2 separate regions of the Homo sapiens genome follow, and region 2 is linked to region 1. A link is an interaction called in ENCODE POLR2A ChIA-PET data of the cell type or tissue named here. Cell type or tissue: MCF 10A. All regions are shown on one strand. Links, peaks and the distances in the headings refer to the core of each region. The heading gives the core; the rest is flanking DNA.

Region 1 (2,923 bases), core at 145-2,644:
CTCTTTTTGTTTCACACGAATCCACCACATATTGACTGGGGAGTTTGGGATGAAGATTTAGACGACCCAACAGAGAAGTCCCCTCAAAAGCCCATGGGGCCACTCTTCTGAAGCTCCACTTCACCTGCTTCCGCACACCCCAGTCCTGCCTGATACTCAGCTTTTCTTTCTCTCGTGAATAGAGACACACGTTTTTCTCCCTTGACACCATGGAGGTTGGGATTCTGATAAGGATTAGAATGCTACAGATCAATCCTCTAGTACAGTCCTTCTCAAAGTGTGGACATTTAAGGCTGGGTGGATGATCCTCTGGGGTGGGGTGTCCTGTGCACTGCAGGGTGTTGAGCAGTGTCCCTGGGTTCCACCCACCAGATGCCCGGAGCACCAACCACCCCGGTTGCGACACCCAAAGCTATCTCCAGACATTGTCGAGTGTCCCTGGGGACATAGTTGCCTGTGTGGAGCACCGCAGGGTCAGATGAACACAGCAAGGACCACTGACAATGTGAGCATCTGTGTCACCCTCTGCTGTCACTCGCCGGAACCAGAAGGGACGATTTGCAGCCGGTACAGCTTTTTCCCATGCCGAGCTTCCTGCAGAGGCTGCTTCCCAACGCATTGGAAAGTCCCTGGCTCTCGGAGTGAGTCTCAGATCCTCCTGGCTTCATGGGTCCAGCAATTAAGTATTGCCACATACCTTTTCTTTTAGCTCTAAAAATTGTTTGTGGACCTGGGAATTAAAAAGAAAAGAAAAGTGGCGCTAAGCAGAAGAAGCCAGGAAAACCCTGCTCCATTGTTTTGCAGACGGAGACGAGAGAGAGAGAGAGAGAGAGAGAGAGAAAGCAATCCCGACGTTATGAGAATCGGCTGCACGACCATCCCATGCCTTTCAGGAAAACCAACACAAACGCCCCAGTGGAGACATTTTTAACCATTGTAAAATTTTCTAGAAATCTCAGGCATGACTGGTTCTTTTGTGGCTGGCGAATCATATTATACGTGGTGCTGGTGCATCTTGCAAAACGCTTAAAAGATAAGTGTACCACATAGATTTGAACATTGCGAATTGGAACATTTAAAAAAAATCCATGGTTGCTTAATTCTTGGAAACAGAAACAATTTAGTTTATACTCATTTGAACTGTAAACCTAGCTAGTCGTTTGTATACAGAATGTTTGCGGGTATTGCTGACTATGGCTTTGTGGATTATGAAACAGCTATAATAAATCAACAAGAAACCTTGGCAGATTTAGTTGTCTTCCTCCTTTATGCAGAGCTTTAAAAAATGTTTTATGTAATAGGTGCGTGAGATCTTTTCTGTTTAAACAGTCTGCACAAGAGGGCAGTGTATACCACTTAACAAGGTTTTCCCTGGGGACGTGGAAGTTTATTTGTGGTGGCAGAGAGGGAGGTTCAGTAGATTTTTCTTACTCCGCTATAGAAATAACTTCCCATAGAGAATTATGACTCTTATGTATCTATTATTATTGATATTTATTATGTATTTTATAGAATAAACATAATTCACCTCCACTTTTAGAAGATACAAGCTCTTTTCTTTCACTAACTCAGGAATCCAATAGTGAGACACAACTTTCCCTATGCCACATTTACTGTTTGGCTCAGATGAAAATATCAATTAGCCTTTAAAAAAGAAAAGAAAATGTCCTATGAATAAATATTCATGACAAGATGTCCATGCGAAGAGCTGATCATCAAAATACCTAGCACAGTTCATGAGGCTTTTTCCTCTAAAAAAGCATGAAATTCATCTTTTGAGGTACATTTGGCTTCCACCAATGTTGTTTTTGAGTGTTGACAAGCAAAAGTTAGATTTTTAGAGAAGGCTGGTGTTGTTGGTAGCAAAAGTAAAATCATAATGAAATTTTAAAAGATTTATTTCTTCAAGGCTTAGGTTCTTCATTTATTTATTTTTGAGACAGGGTCTCACTTTGTTGCCAGGCTGGAGTGCAGTGGCGCGAGCTCGGCTCACTGCAACCTCCGCCTCCCAGGTTCAAGTGATTCTCCTGCCCAATCTCCCCAGTAGCTGGGATTATAGGCACTCACCACCACACCCAGCTAATTTTTGTATTTTTAGTAGAGACAGGGTTTCACCATGTTGCCCAGGCTGGTCTCAAACTCCTGACCTCAAGTGATCCGCCTGCCTTGGCCTCCCAACGTGCTGGGATTACAGGTGTGAGCCACCACTCCTGGCCCCCAGGCTTAGGTTTAGTAAGCAAACAACAACTAAAAAAACAAGATAAAAAATGACATGGAAAGATAAGTTTATTTAGACAAGTCATTTAAAGCAAATCCGGGTTTAGAAGAAAATTTAGATTGCAAGTTTCCTGAGGGCAAAAAAAACCCTTCTTTTCATAGTTCTTTTTTATTTTTTATTTTATTTTTTATGAAAAAAATTAGAGATAGAGTCTTGCTATGTTGCCCAGGATGGTCTCGAACTGTTGGGCTCAAGCAATCCTCCTGCCTTGGCCTCCCAAAGTGCTAAGAGTACAGGTGTGAGCCACCACACCCAGCCTATGGTTCTTATATTTTATAAAGTATGTAATGTTTTCCTCATTTTTTGCATCTTTTCCTTTCTCCCTTCCTGTATCTTTTCTTCCTCAATATCACAATGAAAACATATTGTAAGGGCTGCATTGCCTGATGTATGAATTTCTAAACAGGGCACTTTGAACAAAGAGGATTATCTGTGGCATCAAAATTCAAGTCACCACTAGATCTTGTGATGGTCTAGTCCCATCGCATAAAGTGAAATCCTGCATTTCCAATCTAAAGCTTTCCAGTGCTTTCAGGTTGTGAAATTAAACAACTTGGGTACTTTTTAGATAGAAGCAAAATACAAATGGAAGTAGGGGGCTAAGGATTTCTCATATTTTTTGGTTTAAAAAATAATCTCCAGCCT
Region 2 (2,923 bases), core at 117-2,616, 280 kb after region 1:
AATAGTTTTGGAAGCCAAGGTGGGAGGATCCCTTGAACCTAGGAGTTCAAGACCAGCTTGGGCAACATAGCAAGGCCCCATCTCTACAAAAAAAAAAAAATTATCCAGGTGTGGTGGCACATGCCTGTGGTCCTAGCTACTTGGGAGGCTGAGGTGGAAGGATTGCTTGAGCCCAGGAGTTCAAGACCAGCCTGGGCAACATAGTGAGACTTCATCTCTACTTTTTTTATGAAAATGAAAAAAAAAGATATACATTCTATTTGGGAGACTGAGGTGGGAGGATCGCTTTTGTTCAGAAGGTCAACAGTGCAGTGAGCTATCATCTCGCCACTGCACTTCAGCCCGGGTGACAGAGCAAGACCCTGTCTTCAAGAAAGAAGAAGGATGAGGAAGAAGAGGAGGAGGAGGAAGAGGAAGAGGAAGAAGAAGAAGGAGGAGGAATCATGTAAACAGATCCAATTAGTACATCTGCTAAAGTAAAGATTTGTTCTACTGTGCAGAGTCCGCTCTGTGTATCTGTCATATTGGAAAACATACTGCATTGGGAAAAATATTAAAATTTGATCTTCTCAGACTTGTTAGGTAATTATAGGAGCTTCTCAATCCTTCTTATGTTGTTCTTTTTTTACTTTTTCCTTCCTCATCTTCATCATCATTTCGGACCTCCTAAATTATGCACGAAGCACCCTCATGAGTCAGGGTCCAAGTTGAGATGCTCTATCTGCATCTCTCAAAACCCCAAGCGTATGCATCCAAAGCTAATTGACGAGTGCTCTATTTCTTCAGGAATCAGTTCAATTGGTTTCTACCCATTGGTATTAACTACATGACTTTTGGAGAGAAACTATCGAGTCTAGACATGGAAGTGTTGAAGTTAGAGTAACCGTAAGAGAATTATTTATTTCACTAACATTTGTTGAACATATACTATGTGCCAGGCAAGGTGCAAAGCCACATCTCTGCTTTCATGAAGCTAACACTCTTTTGAGGAGAGGCAGACAGTAAATAAAGAATCTATGTAGAAAATCACAGATGTTATGGGAGTTATAAAATAAATAAATGGAGGAATCAGGAAGAGAAACTGTCCTGCCACGTGGGTCCCATAGGAAGGTGTCTCTAAGAAGGTGATATCTGAGCTGATCTTTGAAGGCTGAGAATCAGGTAAACATGACAAGAGCCAGTTGAAATGATTTCCGGGAGAGGAACCTGCAAGAGCAGAGACCCAGAGTTTGAAAAGCAGTTGACCTGTCGGCCAATTACATTACAGGCACAAGGAGCAGCTGCATTTTGGGGGCAGAAGCCCCGAAAATGCAGAAACTCATTGGATATCCAAGGAGTTTGAATTATATTTAAGTGCAGAGGAAGGCCAAAGAAAAATATAAAACATGTTGGGATGACAGTTCTGGAATTCAGAAGATGAGTCAGGCTTGAAAATAGAACGAGTAAGTATTCAACAAATACTTGCACATGCATGTTTATGGCAGCATGATTCACAAAATCTACAATGTGGAAACAATCAAAATGTCCATCAACCAGTGAGAATAAATAAATAAAATGTGGTACATCCATACAATGGGATATTATTCAGCTATAAGGATAAATAGTAATGATGTATGCAATGACAGAGATGAGCCTTGAAAACATTATACTGTAGGTGAAAGAAGCCAGACACAGAAGGTCACATACTCCATGATTTCGTTTATATGAAATGTACAGATAGAGAAATCCACAGAGACAGAAAGCAAATTTTCAGTTGCTTTCCCTGCAGGGATGGGCTGCTGCAGGGAAGCAGGATGAAGCGTAACTGCTTGACAGATTTCCATTTGGAGTGATGAAAATGTTTTGATCTATCGCTTCTAGGCCTTTTGGCTAAGATCAAATGAAAATTTTTCGAACTGAATAGAGATGATGGTTGTACAACCTTGCAAAGGTCTTGAACATAACCAAATCGTACCCTTAAACTGGTGAGCTTTTTGGTGAATTTTGGCTCAGTTAAAGAAATATGTAACCTTAGATGTTCTTAACATCATTCAGCAGGTTCAATAAGTAATTTTGGTTTAAGGAGGAAAAATGCTAATCACAAATAGATTTTATGATTAATGACAAACTCCATGGAAATTAGTGAAAGAGAGAGAGGGAGAGTCAATGGAAATCTATTATGCCTTTGCTGTTTCATATACATTATTTCACTTAATTGTCATTGTCTGCCAGTATGATTTTTATCCATTGTCTGCATAAGATCCTTAAAGAAAACTCTCATATTGACAATGAAAAAACTTTGTGGAGCTATTTATAGTGAAAAAGGTCTTTCCTGACTTTTCAAAGCGTGTTCTACCAGCAGCTGCAAACGCTTCCAATTTATAGGACAGTCCCCAGTGACTTTTTGTTCACCGTATCTCAATATCCTAGCTCCTATACTGACTCTTTCTTATTTATATGGATTGGGAAAAAAATATGAGGATGGAGAGTAATTCTATCATATGAGGTTAGCTTCCCACGTTATAAATGCAGTGGTAAATTAGAAAACATGGAAAAGAGAGAATGCTAGCTTGAATATTTCAGGTTTCCACTCTCAGTGCTCTGATAAAATAGAGTGAGGAAACCTGGGGCCCTCGCTTTGTCCCAAGCTGTGTGACATTGCAAAATTGTATCCGTCTGTGACATTGCAAAATTATTTCAGATTTCAGGAATTGATTTTCTAGCCTTTAAAACAAGGGGGGTGGCTTATCAGCAGTTCCTAGCCTTTAGAAGGTGATAAGCCTCTCTGAGAATCTAATGAAAGCCAGACCCTTCTTCCCAGAAAGTGCACAACACACACACATATGCGTGCGCGCACACACACACACACATGCACACAGGGAGATAGTGCCATTATCATGATCTTTTTAGCGCTATGTTTTTTTGCATTTTTGTGCTTTTTGTC

Evidence for each region. Peaks named below come from ENCODE experiments on the same cell type or tissue, not always from the same donor. Only the 100,000 strongest peaks of a DNase experiment are listed, where the experiment ranks them.
Region 2: POLR2A ChIA-PET joins it to region 1 with 8 read pairs; 2 of 35 experiments call an interaction of 5 or more read pairs at or near these places.

What each region holds. Positions count from the first base shown.
Region 1 is chrX:3,547,273-3,550,195 of GRCh38, reverse strand. No RefSeq gene overlaps it. Among named protein-coding and RNA genes, the nearest start is that of SNORA48B, 16 kb to the right of the region's middle. In MCF 10A, for the core only: a CTCF peak has its summit at 1,350 (motif pointing right); a DNase peak (open chromatin) is centred at 1,345.
Region 2 is chrX:3,267,551-3,270,473 of GRCh38, reverse strand. No RefSeq gene overlaps it. Among named protein-coding and RNA genes, the nearest start is that of LINC01546, 2.8 kb to the left of the region's middle. In MCF 10A, for the core only: no CTCF peak of the experiment used is centred there; a DNase peak (open chromatin) is centred at 1,493.